Regions from separate parts of the Homo sapiens genome. Here region 2 is linked to region 1. The links are chromatin loops, found by intact Hi-C in ENCODE. Cell type or tissue: transverse colon. All regions are shown on one strand.

Region 1 (8,000 bases):
GCTGCCTCTCACCCACGTTGAGCTCATGTGCTGTGAGACCCACCCAGGTACTGGCACATCATGCTCTGGATGGGGGTGGTGGTGTCCTGTAGGCAGAGAAACAGGAAATTGTCGTAGTCAGTATCGAGCAGCATAGCCTCGTTATATAACCTTATAGGTGCCTTGTGAGTGTCTAGTTATTCACGTTAAGATGGAGTCACTCTGGTCATGTTTCATTAAACCAGAGGCCTGGCAAGCGGGAGTCCCTCTAAAAGAAGGACAGTCTTTGCAACAAATGGTGCTGGAGCAATTCATCACGTGCAATCGATCCCATGCAAACGAAGAACCTCCATCTAAAACTCACACCTGACATATGCATTAACTCATAGTTTAAAAGTAAAACATAAAACTATACAACTTTTAGAAGAAAGCGTGAGAGAAAATCTTCAGGACGTAGGGCTAGGTAAAGAATTCTTAGACTTGACACCAAATGCAAGATCCACAAAAGAAAAAAACTGGTAAATCATACTGCATCAAAATCTGAAACTCTTGCTCCAGAAAGACCTTGTTAAGAGGATGAACGGGGCCGGGCGTGATGGGTCACACCTGTAATCCCAGCACTCTGGGAGTCCGAGGTGGGCGGATCACCTGAGGTCAGGAGTTCGAGACCACCTATGGCCAACATGGTGAAACACCATCTCTACTAAAAATACAAAATTAGCCAGGCCTGGTGGCACATGCCTGTAATCCCAGCTACTCAGGAGGCTGAGGCAGGAGAGTCACTTGAACCCAGGAGGCAGAGGTTGTAGTGAGCCAAGATCACGCCACTGCACTCCAGCCTGGGTGACAGAGTGAGACTCCGTCTCAAAAAACAAAGAGAGAGAGAGAGAGAAAAAAAAAAAGAGGATGAAGAGGCAAGCTACAAACTTGGAGAAAACATTTGAAAGTTTCATATCCAACAAAGGACTGGTGTCTGGAAGATATAGAGAACTTTGAAAATTCAACAGCAAAAATAAAATCCACCTAGAAAATGGGCAAAAACCATGAAGGAACATCTCCCCAGAGAAGATCTATGGGTGGCAAATAAGCACCTAAAAAGATGCTCAATGTCATTGACTATCAAGGAGCACCAATTAAGGCCACAGTGAGCTATCACAGCCCAGCTATTAGGACAGCTACAATGAAAAGTAGGGACCTATTAGGACAGCTACAATGAAAAGTAGGGACCTATTAGGACAGCTACAATGAAAAGTAGGGACCTATTAGGACAGCTACAATGAAAAGTAGGGACCAAACCAAATATTAGTGGGGATGGAGACAAACTGAATCTCTCAAAATGTTGAGAAATGCATACTTTGAGTGGCTCTAAAATGGTTCAGCCATGCTGGAAATTGGAAGTTGCTTTTGTTTTTTATTTAAAAAATTTTAAGCTTAAATAATAGAGACTGGGTCTCACTATGTTGGCCAGACTGGTCTTGAACTCCTGGGCTCAAGAGATCCTCCCACCTTGGCCTCCTAAAGTGCTGAGATTACAGGTGTGAGCCACCACGCCCAGCTGGAAGTTTCTTTTAAAACTAAGCATATGCTGGTCCAGGAGTGGTGGCTCACGCCTGTAATCCCAACTTTGGGAGGCCAGAGGGGGATGGATCACCTGAGGTCAGGAGTTCGAGACCAGTCTGGCCAACATGGTAAAACCCCATCTCTACTAAAAATACAAAAAATTAGCTGAGTGTGGTGGTGTGCACCTGTAGTCCCAGCTACTCAGGAGGCTGAGGCAGGAGAATCGCTTGAACCTGGGAGGTGGAGGCTTCAGTGAGCCGAGATTGCGCCACTGCACTCCAGCCTGGGTGACAGAGCAAGACTCCGTGTAAAAAAACAACAAAACAACACAAAAATAATAAGCATATGCTTACTATACAGCCTGGCAGTTTTACTCCTGGGCATTTATCCCGAGAAATGGGATAAATGGACACAGAAAACCCGGTACACAATTGTCCACAGCAGCTTTGCCTGTAATAGCTAATAACTGGAAAACTCCATCCGTGAATGAATGGTTAGACAGACGAGTACATCTGCCTTATGGGAGACTCAGCCATAAAACGAGGTGAACTGCTGATACCCACAGCAGCAGGAGGGCGTTCAAGGGAACTACGCTGAGTGAAAAAGGCCAACCCCAAAAGGTCGCATACTCTATGACTTTGTTTATACAATATTCTCGAAATGACATTATAGAAATTGAAAGCTGAGGCCGGGCGCGGTGGCTCACGCCTGTAATCCCAGCACTTTCGGAGGCCAAGGCGGGCGGATCACGAGGTCAGGAGATTGAGACCATCCTGGCTAACACGGTGAAACCCCGTCTCTACTAAAAAGTAGAAAAAATTAGCCGGGCGTGGTGGCAGGCGCCTGTAGTCCCAGCTACTCGGGAGGCTGAGGCAGGAGAATGGCGTGAACCCCGGAAGGCGGAGCTTGCAGTGAGTCAAGATCACGCCACTGCATTCCAGCCCGGGAGACAGAGCCAGACTCAGTCTCAAAAAAAAAGAAAGAAAAAGAAAAAAGAAATGGAAAGCTTATTCGTGGTAGCCAAGGGCTGGGCCTGGGGAATGGGTGTGTCTGTAAAGGGGTAGAACAAGAGATCTCTGTGGGGATGTACCATTCTATATGTTGATTGCCGCAGTGGTTACACACATCTACACATGTAAAAAATTGCATAGAACCACACACACACACACACACACACACACACACACAAATGAATAGAAAACTGGTGAAATACGAATAAGACCTGGTTCTGCACGATGTATGGTTATGTAAATCTTCACACAGTAGTTATGTGAGGTCTGACTGTAGCTATGCACAGCAGGACCCCTCTGTACTATTTTTGCAGCTTCCCATGAATCTATAGTTATTTCAAAACAAAAGCTAAAAAATAACAACACAACTCAAACTTCCCCTCCTGGCTAACATACAATAGCAGGTATCGTATTTGCTCACCTTAAACAACTAGAAATCCAGGAGATTTCGGAAGCAGTGCTTTCTGGATATTTGACAACAGGCCGCGAAGGATCATGATCCCTGAAAGACACAACACGAGTGCTGAGCTCTGTGACCCCAGCAAGGCCTGGCTCAGGGCAAACGAACCCAAACAGATCCCAGGGCGCCACCCCACACACGCTGAGGAGAAGAGTGTTAGAGTGTGGGGAGGCGGAGGGACTCGAATTTGCTGGGCAAAGCTTCGGAGAGAAAGGGCTACACGGAGCGCTCAGGAGACACACAGAGGGGCAGGAAGGAAACCTCGGAAATGGTCAATGGAGTGACTCTTAGAACTCACACAGCCGAGAAGAAAGCCTTCAGAATACACGAGGCAGCGGGCAGAATTCTCAAAAAGAGACTGAATTGGTAGCGGGGTTAGCAAGGGCTGTTCTGAACCCATTCGAATACAATTAAAAGCAAGTATTGGGAAGATCCAACACGTTAAAAATAATTTAACTGTAGCCACACGGAGTCTAACATTATTTAACGAAAAACAAAATGGAGTGTGTTATTTCTTGCTGCATAAGAAATTGTCTCCAAACAGAGCAGCTTCAAACAATGATTTCTGAGGGTCAGGAGGTGGGGAGTGGCCCAGCTGGGTGGTTCTGGCTCAGGGTTTGCAATGAGGCTGTGGTCATGTTCTGGGCTGGGACTTTGGGCTCTGGAGAATGTCTTGGAACTGGTGGGCCACAATGGCTGGTGGGAACTTCAGGCTCCTGCCACATGAGCCTCTTCCTGGGGCTGCTTGTGACATGGTTCCCCACCATAACCAGTATGAGGACCAGTGGGGCTGATGTCACACTCTGTGTCTGACTCATGCGCCATCCCTTCCTCCTTGTCATATCTATTAGAAGTGGGTCACCAGGTCCAGCCCACACTCAATGGAAGGCATCACACAACGGAAGCCATCCTGGAGGCCAGCTGCCACGTCAAGAAACCAACAACGTGAAATCCACAAAGTAAATATGACATCCAGTTAACAATTACCAGGCAGGCAATGAAGCAAGAATATATGAGACATAACCAGGAGAAAAATCGAGTGATAGAAACAGATCCAGAAATGACAGTGATGGTGGACTTAGCAGATCAGGGTGTTAAAGACCCATTAGCAATATCTCTATGTGCTCAAGAGGGTACTGAAAGGCAAGAGCTCAAGGAGAAGCAGAGTGCAAGGCATGGAAAAGACCCAGGAAGGAAAACGGTGCTTCCACTGTGGAAAACAATTGGCAGCTTCTTAGAAAGTTAAACACATCATTATCCCATGACCCAGAAACTTTGCTTGAATTGAAAACAGGAATTCAAACAAATATTTGTGTGTGTGCATATTTGTGGCTGCACTGTTCAGAAGAACCAAAAGATGTAAACAACTCAAGTGTCTATCAAACAATGAGTGGACGAAAAGCATGGGGTTGGCTGGGCGAGGTGGCTCATGCCTATAATCCCAGCACTTTGGGAGGCTGAGGCGGGTGGATCACCTGAGGTCAGGAGTTTGAGACCAGTCTGGCCAACATAGTGAAACCCCATCTCTACTAAAAATACAAAAATTAGCCTGGCATCATGTTGGTGTGCACCTGTAATCCCAGCTACTAGGGAGGCTGAGGCACAAGAATTGCTTGAGCCTGGAAGGTGGAGGTTGCAGTGAGCCAAGATTTTGCCACTGCACTCCAGCCTGGGTGGCAGAGCAAGACTCCATCTCAAAAGAAAAACAAAAAAAGCATAGTGTTTATTCATATGGTAGAATATTATTCAGCTATAAAAAGGAACAGGGTACTGGTCCATGTTACAGCACAGAAGAACCTTGAAAACATGCTAAGTGAAAGGAGCCAGTCACAAAACGTCACATGTTGTATGATTCCATTGATAGGAAAGGTCCAGAATAGGTAAATCCTTAGAGACAGAAAGTGGGGGTTGAATGCTGCTGGAGACGGAGCTTCCTTTGGGGGCGACGGGAACGTTTTGGAACTAGGCAGGGGCCATGGATACGCACAAGGGTGTGTGGCCTCATTGCTACACAATTGTACACTTCAAAACAGTTATTTGACACACTGTGAATTTCACCTCAGTGAAGTTTTAAGAAATTAAAGGGGAATAAAGAACCAGATGGAAATCCTAGAGATGGAAAATATGGAATTTGACGTGATGAGTACACCCTGGGTTCACAGCAGATGGAGCAAGGGAAGCGGGGTGGGCTTGGGGCCCAGTAGCAGACCCATCCACAAGGAAGCCACAAGAAAAGGGCCAAAAGGGACGGGGGTCAGGGACCCATGAGACAACCTCAAAGGGTCTGACCTACACAGAGTCCCAGCAGCGAAGAGAGAAAGGGCTCTCTTTTTCTCCGACGGCCCCTCTCTCCTCTCTCAGGCTGGCCTGGTGCCCTTCCTTTGCCAGATTTCCCACGCAGCTGTGAGCTTAAGCTTGAGGTCCCCTGTTCCCCCGGAGCACCCTGGCAAGGTGGTGTCCCAGGTCTGCAAATTCTTCCACTGCTGAAGCTCCTCCTGCCTGGATCTGCCCTTGCCCCGGCCTGGTCCACTTCGTGACTGTGCAACCGCGAGCAAAATCCTTAATCCCAAGGCTCTGTTTCTGCATAGAAATGAGGACAGTGCCCACGCCACTGGGTTCTTCCAGGAGTAGGCGATATAGGCATGAAAAGCTGGTGTCACAGTGCCTAGCACAGAGCTCAGCCGATGGGAGCAGCTTGTACGCTTGGACTCACCTGGATATCCCTGTTGGGACCAGGACCCTCGGGAGTGAGGTTGTCTGGGAGAGGCCCGGAAGCTGCCATGTTGCTGAAATAACATTGGAAGAGGTCATTTTCAGCACCGAGTGAGTGAGGCTGAGCTCAGAGACCAGATGGGAGAGAGGGTTGGGGTGGAAAAGACGCAGAGGGAGCTGGGAAGGGAGCTGGGCTGGGGGCACAAGCTGAGGAGCATCCGGAATGCCACCTTTTTGAGATGGTTTGTGACAAACGTGAAGGGAGGCAGTGGGCGGGTCCACGTCTCCGCAGGGATTGGCATGTTTCCTGCCCAACACTTTATGTGCGAGTTTCCTAAAAGCTGGTGGGTGGGCGGGAACCATCCAGGAACAGGGCTGAGGGGCTCGGGGGTGGGCCAGGAAAAGGGGGGCGGGGTCAGGAGGCTGCTGGGGGGTGGGCAGAGGCGTGGGGGCGGGGCCAGGAGGCAGAGTGGGAGGCAGAGGCGTGGGGGCGGGTCCGGGAGGCGGAGTGGGAGGCAGAGGCATGGGGGCGGGTCCGGGAGGCGGAGTGGGAGGCAGAGGCGTGGGGTGGGTGTGGTGACAGTGTCTGGTTTGGTCTCCTTAGTGTCAGCATGAGGGGCCAGAGATGCTTCAGGGGAGGCAGGAGAACCTGTCCCAAGATGGCCCTGCGTCCATCAGCAGAAGAGGAGCCTGGCCAGGGGCTGCCGGGGGTGCCCGCCCTGTGAGGCCTGAAGGACCAGGTCAAGCCTTTATGTTGGGGGGTTGACATAGGAGGATGGCCGGGCAGGAGTGGACAGAGCTTAGGCGCTGACCCGTCAAGGGTGGGCGACCTGCCCTTGCCGGAGTGCTGCCTCGTCTGATGACTCAGTCCTGGCTGCTGGGGGGTGACCAGCCCGCAAGTGACCAGCACTGCCCCTTCCCAAGACAATCAGGAGGTCCTGAACACAAACAGCTCAGCCCCAGCCTCTGGGCCAGCTCCCACCTCGTTCCTGGCCCCCCCGAGGATCCACACCACTTGACTTCATTCATCTCCTGTGTCCAGGGTCGGGGGAGGGGGGCCCAGGGCCTCAGGGCTGTGGGTGCCACCTGGGACTGGCAGGCCCCAGAGCCCTTGTGTGGGGGAAGGGGGAGGATGCCGACCAGGGATTGGTGAGGAAAGGGCAGAGGGGAGCTCTGTCTTCAGGCCTAGGTGGACCAGAGCATGACCAGCCCTGACGGGGAAGGACGTGGGGTCACAGTGGGTGGGGAGGGGCAGGTGCTCTGGGGCAGGATGGAGTAGTTCCGGAGCTGGACGTATCACTACAGGGAGCCGGAGGTGCCTGGACCACCAGCCTCGACCCTGGGCACATATTTGGGGCCAGGTCATTTTCGTGTCCGGGATGAGGACACAAAGCTAAGGGAAGCCTCAGCTGGGCCCTTTTACTGTCGATGCTGGGCCCGGGCCTGACCCTTTCCAGGGGTTTACATTTCGTCAAAAAGCAAACCATGAGCTCTTGAAAGTCTGACATTACTGGCAAACACGTGGTTTTAATGTAGCCCTTCATCGCAAAGTGAAAAATTCCAAGTGGAATTCTGACACACGGGAGAAGCTTGAAGGAGATCAGCTTCTTCAAAACCCACAGCCCGGCAGGTGAGGAAAGGTGTCTCGGTGTCTCGGGCAGGGTGGGTTGGGCAGGACCTCATCCCAGAGATACTCCACCCACCTCCCTAAGCTGCCCAGGCAGCCAGTGGTACCCCCTTCTCTGTCGGGCGGAAGTCAGCAAAGACACGAGAGGTGGGCTCTGGCCGAGGTCCCCCTGGGGCTCCCAACAGCATTGAGACTCTAAGTCTGTCCAGGCGCCCAACCTCGGAAACGTGCATCCCTCCCTGCCCTGCCCTGCCCAAGGCCCTCACCTCGTGGGGGCGGTGGGAACCAGCCTGGCCTCTGGGCTTGCAGCACCAGGATCAGGCTCAGCTCTCCGGTCAGCAGGGGTGGCCGCATGGCCGGGGACCCCACTTCTGCTCTGCTCCTCCGGCCTCTCCACCACCCATTTATCCCCCATCCTGAGCTGCCCCAGGAAAGTCCCACCTCCATTGTCCCTGCAGCAGAGGGACTTGCACGATTGCACGTGGTAGAAGGAGAGATCCAGTCACTACTGTGGGAGCAAAATGAACGCAGGCCTTCAGTTTCATTCAGGAGCCACCAGGGCCCACAGGCCTCACTTCCTCCTGGGCTGGCAGAATGCAGGGAGGGAGGCAGTGTCACCCGGCCGGCAGATGATCAGACGAACAGCTGGGGC
Region 2 (8,000 bases), 510 kb after region 1:
CTACTCAGGAGGCTGAGGTAGGAGGATCCCCTGAGCCTGGGAGGTCAAGGCTGCAGTGAGCTGTGATCGTGCCACTGTACTCCAGCCTGGGCAATAGAGGGAGACCCTGTCTCAAAAAAAAAAAAAAAAGTGGTCAAACAAAAGTTATATTCATTTTTATTGCTAATAGATATTATTGAATCATATTCTAAAGACTCAAATCAACATTTCCCATAACATTTTATGAGCATGTTTAACCACCACATAGTATTGCAAATTTATATTTCTGTCATAATAATTATTTTTTTCTCCTGGCATCGAATCGCCCTTTGCATTCCTTTTCCTGCTAAGTCTTCACGCATGCGCTTTGCCTGTGGTTTCTACTGGGTTCTTGGTCCTTTGCAAATGTGTTTGTGAGAGGATTTAAATATTAAGGAAATTAACATTTTGTCATATGTTGAAAGTGCGTTATTCTTAGTTTGCTATTGGCTTTTGGCTTTGTCTGTCATGTAAGAAGTTTTAATTTTTATGACAGGATATTTTTCCATCTTTCTTTTTATTGGTTCTTGGTTTTAAGACCGCTGTACTTTAAGATCATTACCAAAAAAAAGCTCATATTCTAGTAAGGTTACATGGTTATTTTGCTTTTTTTTTTTTTTTTTGATATGTCTTTACTCTCATGAATGTATTTTGGTGTAGGGAGCAAGATAGGAAGACACTCCCCCACAAGGCCAGCCAGGGTGCCCCAAGCCACTGAGAAAGCCACAGACTTCCCGCTTTGCTGTGTGAACTCCCAAGCATGCGGGGCCACCCTGGGGTGCTGCTCCCCACGGGGGTCTGTCTGCCGTTGCATTCGCCAGCGCCAGCCTGCTCTAATCCCTGGAGGTCTAGGACAGGCTTCATGCCTGGTGGGTCCAGGCCTGTGCCCCCCAGTGACTGTGTGTGCCCTCCTTGCTGGGGCCGGGCCCGGCATCCCGATCTGAGCAGGGACACCATGGTTGGGGAGAAGGTAGGAGGTTCCCCCAGGCCCCAGTGCTGCCCAGGATCAGCCTTCTGGGGTGTGAAGAGGATGTCAGCGGCTAAGATACTCCCCATTCTGGAAGACAGCTCAGGCCCTTGCATCCTCAGGCTGCCCCCACCTGGGCCAGTGCTCAGACACCAAGCACTGGACAGCAAAGACTTTCCACGGTGCCGTACTGGGCACAGAGAGAGTGCTGGCCATTGAAGGGTCTGTTGGGATGTTGGGCTTCTGTCTTCTAGATGTGGTGCAATTCCCTTGTCCTCCACCCCTGCCTGCCCCACATTCCAGGCCCTCAAGTAACCTGGAAATCTGCTCTATGCCCAGTGGTCCAGGGACAACATGGGCTTTTGGAAAGGCCCATAGTGAGGTTTTGGACTTTAAGGAGTGGGTAGGAGAGTGCCGCTTGGTCCCATGGGAGGCAGCCCGGGCAGAGATGCTTGCCCATGAGCAGGATGTGGTCAGCAGACTGGACCACTTAGAGCCCATAGCTCTGGGAATGCTCCTCCCCAGAGGGTTCAGAGCCTGAGTGAGCTCCCGGAGTGGCCCACCATGCACCTGGTTTGCTAAGTGGGCCTTCCACTCAGATTTCACTGGTTAGCTGTGGCCAACAATGTGTTTGCTAATGGCTTTGAGCCCGTGCTCCCTCCCTTTTATGTGCGGGAAGGTAAATGCACAGGTCTCACATGCAGACACCTCTTTCTCATGCTCAGCACACAGCTGGGTGGGGCACAGCTAAGAAGCAGCTGCGATTGTTCCTCATCCCCACCCTGCCCCCACCCAGGGTCCACCAGGGATGCTGCAGGAGAGAGCCCCAGCCCCACAGCAGCCTGGGGACCGCCAGGATGAGCAGAACCTCGTAAGTGACCTCGTTTACACAGGCAGGTCATTCAGCTCATGGCAATGGCTCTCGATGGCAGCTGACAGATGCTGAATGGTGCCTGTGCCCGTGGCCCACAGCACAGCCAGGAAAGCGCCAGCCAGAAAAGTGCCTGCCCCCAGCCATTAGCTGGCCTCCCCAGACCCACACCCCGCCCGGGCCAGTTCTGCTGCCCACCGGTTCCTGCTCCCACCCATCACGCCACTGACATTGCCTGGATCCTCCCACAGGCACGGAAGCATGCTGCCATCCCCATCTGACAAAAAGCAACGATGGAAAACCAAAGCCCAAACTGCCCAGCCCCATCCCTCCGGACCCTGCACTGTTTCCTCTGCCCTTTTTACCCCCAAACAGCTGCAAAGAACTGTCTGACTTGCTGTCCCCAGTCCGCGTCCTCCATCCCGCAACCAACCCTCTCCATCCAGCGCCTCCCGTGATCCAATGACTTCCTTCGCTGGTGTCTTGCTCCATCTGGCAGCATTTGGAACTGCTGTGACGGCATCTCCGGTCCCTGCACACATGTCGCTTGGCTCTACCACCACCCTCTCCTCGGCCTTACTGGCTCCCCTCATCCCCAGCGAGGGCACCAGGTCCTGCCTTGTTTCTCTTCTGCGGAAACGCCTGGTCCTGTCTTGGGACTGAACACCAGGGCCTGCTGGTCTCTGCACTGGGCTCTGCCTCCTGGCCATCCTCCTGCAGCCTGCCTGTGCCAGCGGCGCTAGCTCTGTCCGGCCAGGTGTTCAGGCTGAAGCTTTGGTGCTGCCCCTGACACTCCTCTTTCTACATCTAGTCCATGAGCAGGCCCTGCGGGCTTCCTTCCACTATCAATGGTTCCATGCGTTTTGTCCCGCCGCGGCCCACACCGCAGGGCTGGCTTCCCGGCCTGAGACCTGGGCAGCAGGTCTCACGCTGACTTGATCCTCTGCTGTTGGAGGCCTCACCCTTTTATTTTTCACTGGGTCCTGCACACCGTACAACTGGCTCCTCCTGCACAAATCATTTCAACAGCCTCCTGGACTCGGACCATCCTCCTGCCCTCCCTAACCCTTTATTCTCTCTTCTAACTCGGTGGTGAGAGTGTAATTTTTTTTTTTTTTTTTGAGACCGTGTCTGGCTCTTGTTGCCTAGGCTGGAGTGCAATGGCGCGACCTCTGCTCACTGTGACCTCTGCTTCAAGCAATTCTCCCGCCTCAGCCTTCTGAGTAGCTGGAATTACAGGCGCCCACCACCATGCCTGGCTGATTTTTTTGTATTTTTAGTAGAGACGGGGTTTTGCCATGTTGGCCAGGCTGGTCTCGAACTCCTGACCTCAGGTGATCCACCCACCTCGGCCTCCCATAGTGCTGGGATTACAGGCGTGAGCCGCCGTGCCTAGCCCAAGAGTGTGATTTAAAAGCACCTGTCATATCAGGTCCCCTCTGCTGGTTTCCCACATCACTCAGGTAGAAGGCCAAAATTCCTACAGTGTCCGACAGGCCCTCTCTACCCAGCCCCCGCCCGCTGTGACCTTCTCTCCCCTACGAACCAAGACAAGCCGGCAGCCACCAGCAGCTGAAAAAGTCAAGAGAATGAATTTTCCCCCAGAGCCTCCAGAAGGAAGCAGCCCAGCCAGTACCTTGACTTTAGCCCGGTGAGGCTGAGTCCAGACTTCCGACGTCCAGGATGACAAGAGGAAACAGGTTTTATTTTGAGCTACCACGCTGGTGGGAATTTCTTACAGCAGCAACAAGAAACTCATGCCTCCGGCTTATAATACATTTCACTTATTTGTTTCTTGTTTATCGCCTCCAATAGAATGCAAGCTTAAAGAAGGCAGACACTCCCATCTGTTTTGTTGGTGATCATGTGCCTGCTGACTGTACAGCCCTGGCTCACAGTGGGTACTCCATGAAAACTGTGCGTTGTTCAGAAAAAGAAAAGGGACCTTAAACGTGTGAAAAGATGCTCAACCACACTCCAGATCTCAGAGATGAAAATTAAGATCAAGGGAGGCGCAGTGGCTCACGCCTGTAATCCCAGCACTTTGCGAGGCCGAGGCGGGTAGATCACCTCAGGTCAGGAGTTCAAGACCAGCCTGACCAACATGATGAAACCCCACCTCTATTAAAAATACAAAAATTAGCCGGACATGGTGGCTCATGCCTGTGATCCCAGCACCTTGGGAGGTCGAGGCGGGTGGATCACTTGAGGTCAGGAGTTCAAGACTAGCCTGGCCAACGTGGTGAAACCCCATCTGTACTAAAAATATAAAAAACTTAGGTGTTGAGGTGCGCACCTGTAATCCCAGCTACTCAGGAGTCTGAGGCAGAGAATCACTTGAACGCGGGAGGCGGAGGTTGCAGTGAGCTGAGACCACACCATTGCTCTCCAGCCTGGACAACAACAACTCAACTCCGCCTCATAAAAAAAAAAAAAAAAAAAAAACACGGAGAAACCATTTCTCATTTATCAGATTGACCCACCTACACTGTTGGCGAGGCTGTGGGGGACATGGGAGTCCTCAGGCTTTGTTGATAGGAATGTGTTATGAGCTACTGTGTCCCCTCCAAACAGAAATACGTGGAATGCTAATGTTAGGGGAACAGGAGCCTGGCAGAGCCAGAGTGATGTCATTTTAAGTTTGGCTCCATCTTGACACTAGCAAGGCACATTCCTTGCCAGTCACGACCCATGGTCCTGAGATGTTTGCGGTTGCGGAAGTGGCCTAAAGATGCCTGCGAGGACCTGCTCCTACAACAGAAAGTCCACAGGTCCCAATGCCCTTAGCCATATATTCGTTCGCAATAATTCAAGTTACGCTTTGGTGCACTCACACGCTGGAAGGTCGGGGATAGCTTTCTTTAAATCAATAAAGTAATAAACGTTATCATGTTATCAGCCCACCCGCACATAGGCACAGCTTAATTTAGTCTTTCTTTTTTTTGAGATGGAGTCTAGCTCTGTTGCCCAGGCTGGAGTGCAGTGGCATGATCTTGGCTCACTGCAACCTCTGCCTCCCAATTCAAGCGATTCTCCTGTCTCAGCCTCTGAGTAGCTGGGGTTACAGGCATGCACCACCATGCCTGTCTAATTTTTGTATTTTTAGTAGAGACGGGGTTTTGCCATGTTGGCCAGCCTGGTCTCAAACTCCTGACCTCAGGTGATCCGCCCACCTCAGCCTCCAAAAGTGTTGGGATTATAGGCATGAGCCACCGTGCCTGGCCCTAGTGTTTACAAAGATAAGACCCCTATATAAGAAAAACTGAAAACACAGGCGGTGTATTCCTTGGCTTGCTTTCTGTGGACAGACGCCCCCACTCTGTAAAGGAGCAGCTTTCAATAAACTCTCTTCTCACTACACTCTGCGACTAGGCTTGCGTTTCCTCCTGCACATGAGCCAAGGATCCTCTCTTAGAGACTGGATGGAGACCCCTTTTCCAGTTACACTAGCTCTTGGTACCTGTGACCCTATTTGGAAACAGGGCCTTTGCAGATGTAAGCAAGTTAGGATGAGCTCATTAGGAGGTGGGCTCCAAGCCAGTGCGACTTTCTTATAAGAGACACACAGGGAGAAGATGGCCATGGGACAATGGAGGCAGGGACTGGAGCGATGGATCTATAAGCCAAGGAATGCTGGGGGTCGCCCACCAACACCAGACGTTGGAAGGAGCAAGGAAGGAATTTCCCTACAAGCTCCTGAGCTTGTAGAGCACGGCCCTTGCCAGACCTTGATCTTGGACCTCTGACCTCTGTAAAACAATACATTTCGTGTGGTTTCAGCCGCCCAGGCTGTGGTCCTCTGTTATGAAAGCCCTAGGGAACTAACACAGAATGCAAAAGAAGATAGTCTCTGCCAGAGAAAATTTGGCAATCTCTAGTGAAGATAAAATGGAGGCACAAGACTGTATCCTGAACACCTTGTAATAACAAGATTGGAAGCCACTTCTGTGTCTATTCTTAGCTGACAGGTGAATAAATTATGGAACATCCTGGGCTGTTCTGTGCAGCAGTAAAAACAAGTAAAGACAACATCTACATCCCATCCCAGCAGGGTAACGGAGGCATATCGTAGGTGGAAAAGGAAAGACGGAAAACGGTGTGCAGAGCAGGCCAGCTTCATCTAAGAAAGGGGGCTGTGGATATAATTGTATGCAAATATGCACCCACACATATGTAATCACTTGCATTTTAAAATGTGGGAGAGTAAGTTTTGAAATCCTGTGGAATAGTTATCTGCGGTGAGAGGAAAAAGAGTGGAAGGGAAGGAGGAATGCTGGCTTTTTCTGCACCTGCCTTCTTGTGAATTACTGCAGGTAACTTTAAAACGCCATGTAGAGCTCGTGAGATTATATCCTATAGATCCCACTGCTGGAGAGAGGCTAAGTGATCTTACACTGGTTTTGGCAACTGTGCTAGTAGTCATGGTATTGTTGTCGGCCTTGTTGTTCTGAAAATACTACGGACGTGTGGGTGGAGTGTACACAGGTAGTGAGACATAGCAATTATGTATAAAGATGATGCATGTAAGAGAAAAAAGACACAGATATAAAATGGAATAAACCACATAGAAGCCAGTAATCCTACATTGGCATGGTAAATATTACAATGATGTTATGGTGTACTTTCCATAGTGTGTGTGTATTACTTCTGTTCACCAAAAAGGCCAAGAAACGATGACAAATTCAGTAACAATGAACATTCTCAGCACAGAGACTATGGTCTCTAAATACCATTTCCCCACCATAAGGACCCAGGGTTCTTTGGAGAAATGACTGGTCCAGTTTGGGACCAAGAAGTATCCAAGTTGAACCTGGAGCATCTTCTTGTGCCAAAATAAAGGATGCATTGAAGATAAGCATGCTTGTGCCAAAGGCACTAGGCCCTCCTCTCCACCCCTGCATGGGCAGTGAACACCCTTCCATATCAGTGTTTCTCCCCACACACTCCTTAACTTGCCTCAAGTCACACACACACACACACGCACGCACGCACGCACGCACGCACGCATTTTTTTTTCAAAACAACAAGCATCTTTTAAAAAAAAAAATCTCGTACGTGAGGCATCTTAATCCATCAATCTTTCATTGCACAATGTATTGTGTACCCGATCCTGAAAAGGGAACAGGGTCTGTGGCTTTGAGGAGGTCCCTGGAAGACAAACACGGAACAGGAAGATAGAGGAGGATTCCATGTGATTTTCGTATGTGCTATGCAGGCTCCGCCATCCTGGAGATTCTTGAGCTGAGAGACAGGGGAGACTTCCCAGAGAAGGTGGGAAGGGAAGAGAGGGATGAAGGAGGAGAGAGCCGCGGGACTCCAGCTCCGGTTTCTCCCCCTACATTGCATCGGGAATGCGGGGTCCTGAATGCATTATTTTACTCAGTGCTGTGTGGGCTAGATAAAAGGTGTCCACATGCTTCTGGGGCTCCACAGCGCAGGCAGATTTTCTGAAGGAATTTGTTATAAATAATTAATGTTGACTTCTTCGGTTTTATGTAATGAAAATATTTTTTGGTTTGTCCTCTTTTTATAACCTTGTTTGTTGGTATATGCCACAGAATTTTAAATTTATGCACATTCATATTTCCTTTTTTGATTTTTTAATCATACTTAAAATGAAATTCTGCACCATGAATGAAAGGAAATAACTTCTTAAGCTTTTCATCTTTAAAGAAATAATGCTAACCACCACTGCATGCACCTGGTCGCTCCTGCTCACTGCTGGGCTCCTGCTCACTACTGGTCTCCTGATCACCGCTGGGCTGTACTTCCTGGCAGACTTCCCATACGAAGCAGGTGCCAGGTGAGATGTTGGGTGATGGTTGAATAGGCATGTAACCTGAACAAATGGCATCCACAAATCCTGGGGTCTTTGCATAGTGTGGGGAACTCTCATCCTTATTTCGATTGGATTTTTTATGGGAATCCAGTCAAAGGATGCAGGAGGGTGCTGCACTGAGGGCTTGAACTCACCTTTCCAAACATAAGGTCAGTTTGGCTTCCAGATCTCAGAACTGGACGCCTGTGGAAAAGATGCCAGGTCAGAAGCATCCCCTGCTGGATTCTGGCAATGATCTTCCCTCTGGGGGAGCGACGTGGAGGAGCTGCCTCTGTGAGCTGTGGGCTCAGCTTCTGTCCCAGGTA

Evidence for each region. Peaks named below come from ENCODE experiments on the same cell type or tissue, not always from the same donor. Only the 100,000 strongest peaks of a DNase experiment are listed, where the experiment ranks them.
Region 2: it touches region 1 in a loop (5-fold over the local background); 2 of 110 quality-filtered maps call a loop at or near these places.

Annotation. Positions count from the first base shown.
Region 1 is chr9:135,551,250-135,559,249 of GRCh38, reverse strand. It overlaps LOC107987040 (a long non-coding RNA gene), which reads right to left and starts at 5,580. Exons shown (of 3, transcript XR_001746586.1): 1 at 5,299-5,580; 2 at 2,971-3,051; 3 at 1-86. In transverse colon, no CTCF peak of the experiment used is centred here; no DNase peak of the experiment used is centred here.
Region 2 is chr9:135,040,078-135,048,077 of GRCh38, reverse strand. No RefSeq gene overlaps it. Among named protein-coding and RNA genes, the nearest start is that of OLFM1, 44 kb to the left of the region's middle. In transverse colon, no CTCF peak of the experiment used is centred here; no DNase peak of the experiment used is centred here; H3K27me3 peaks cover 177 bases.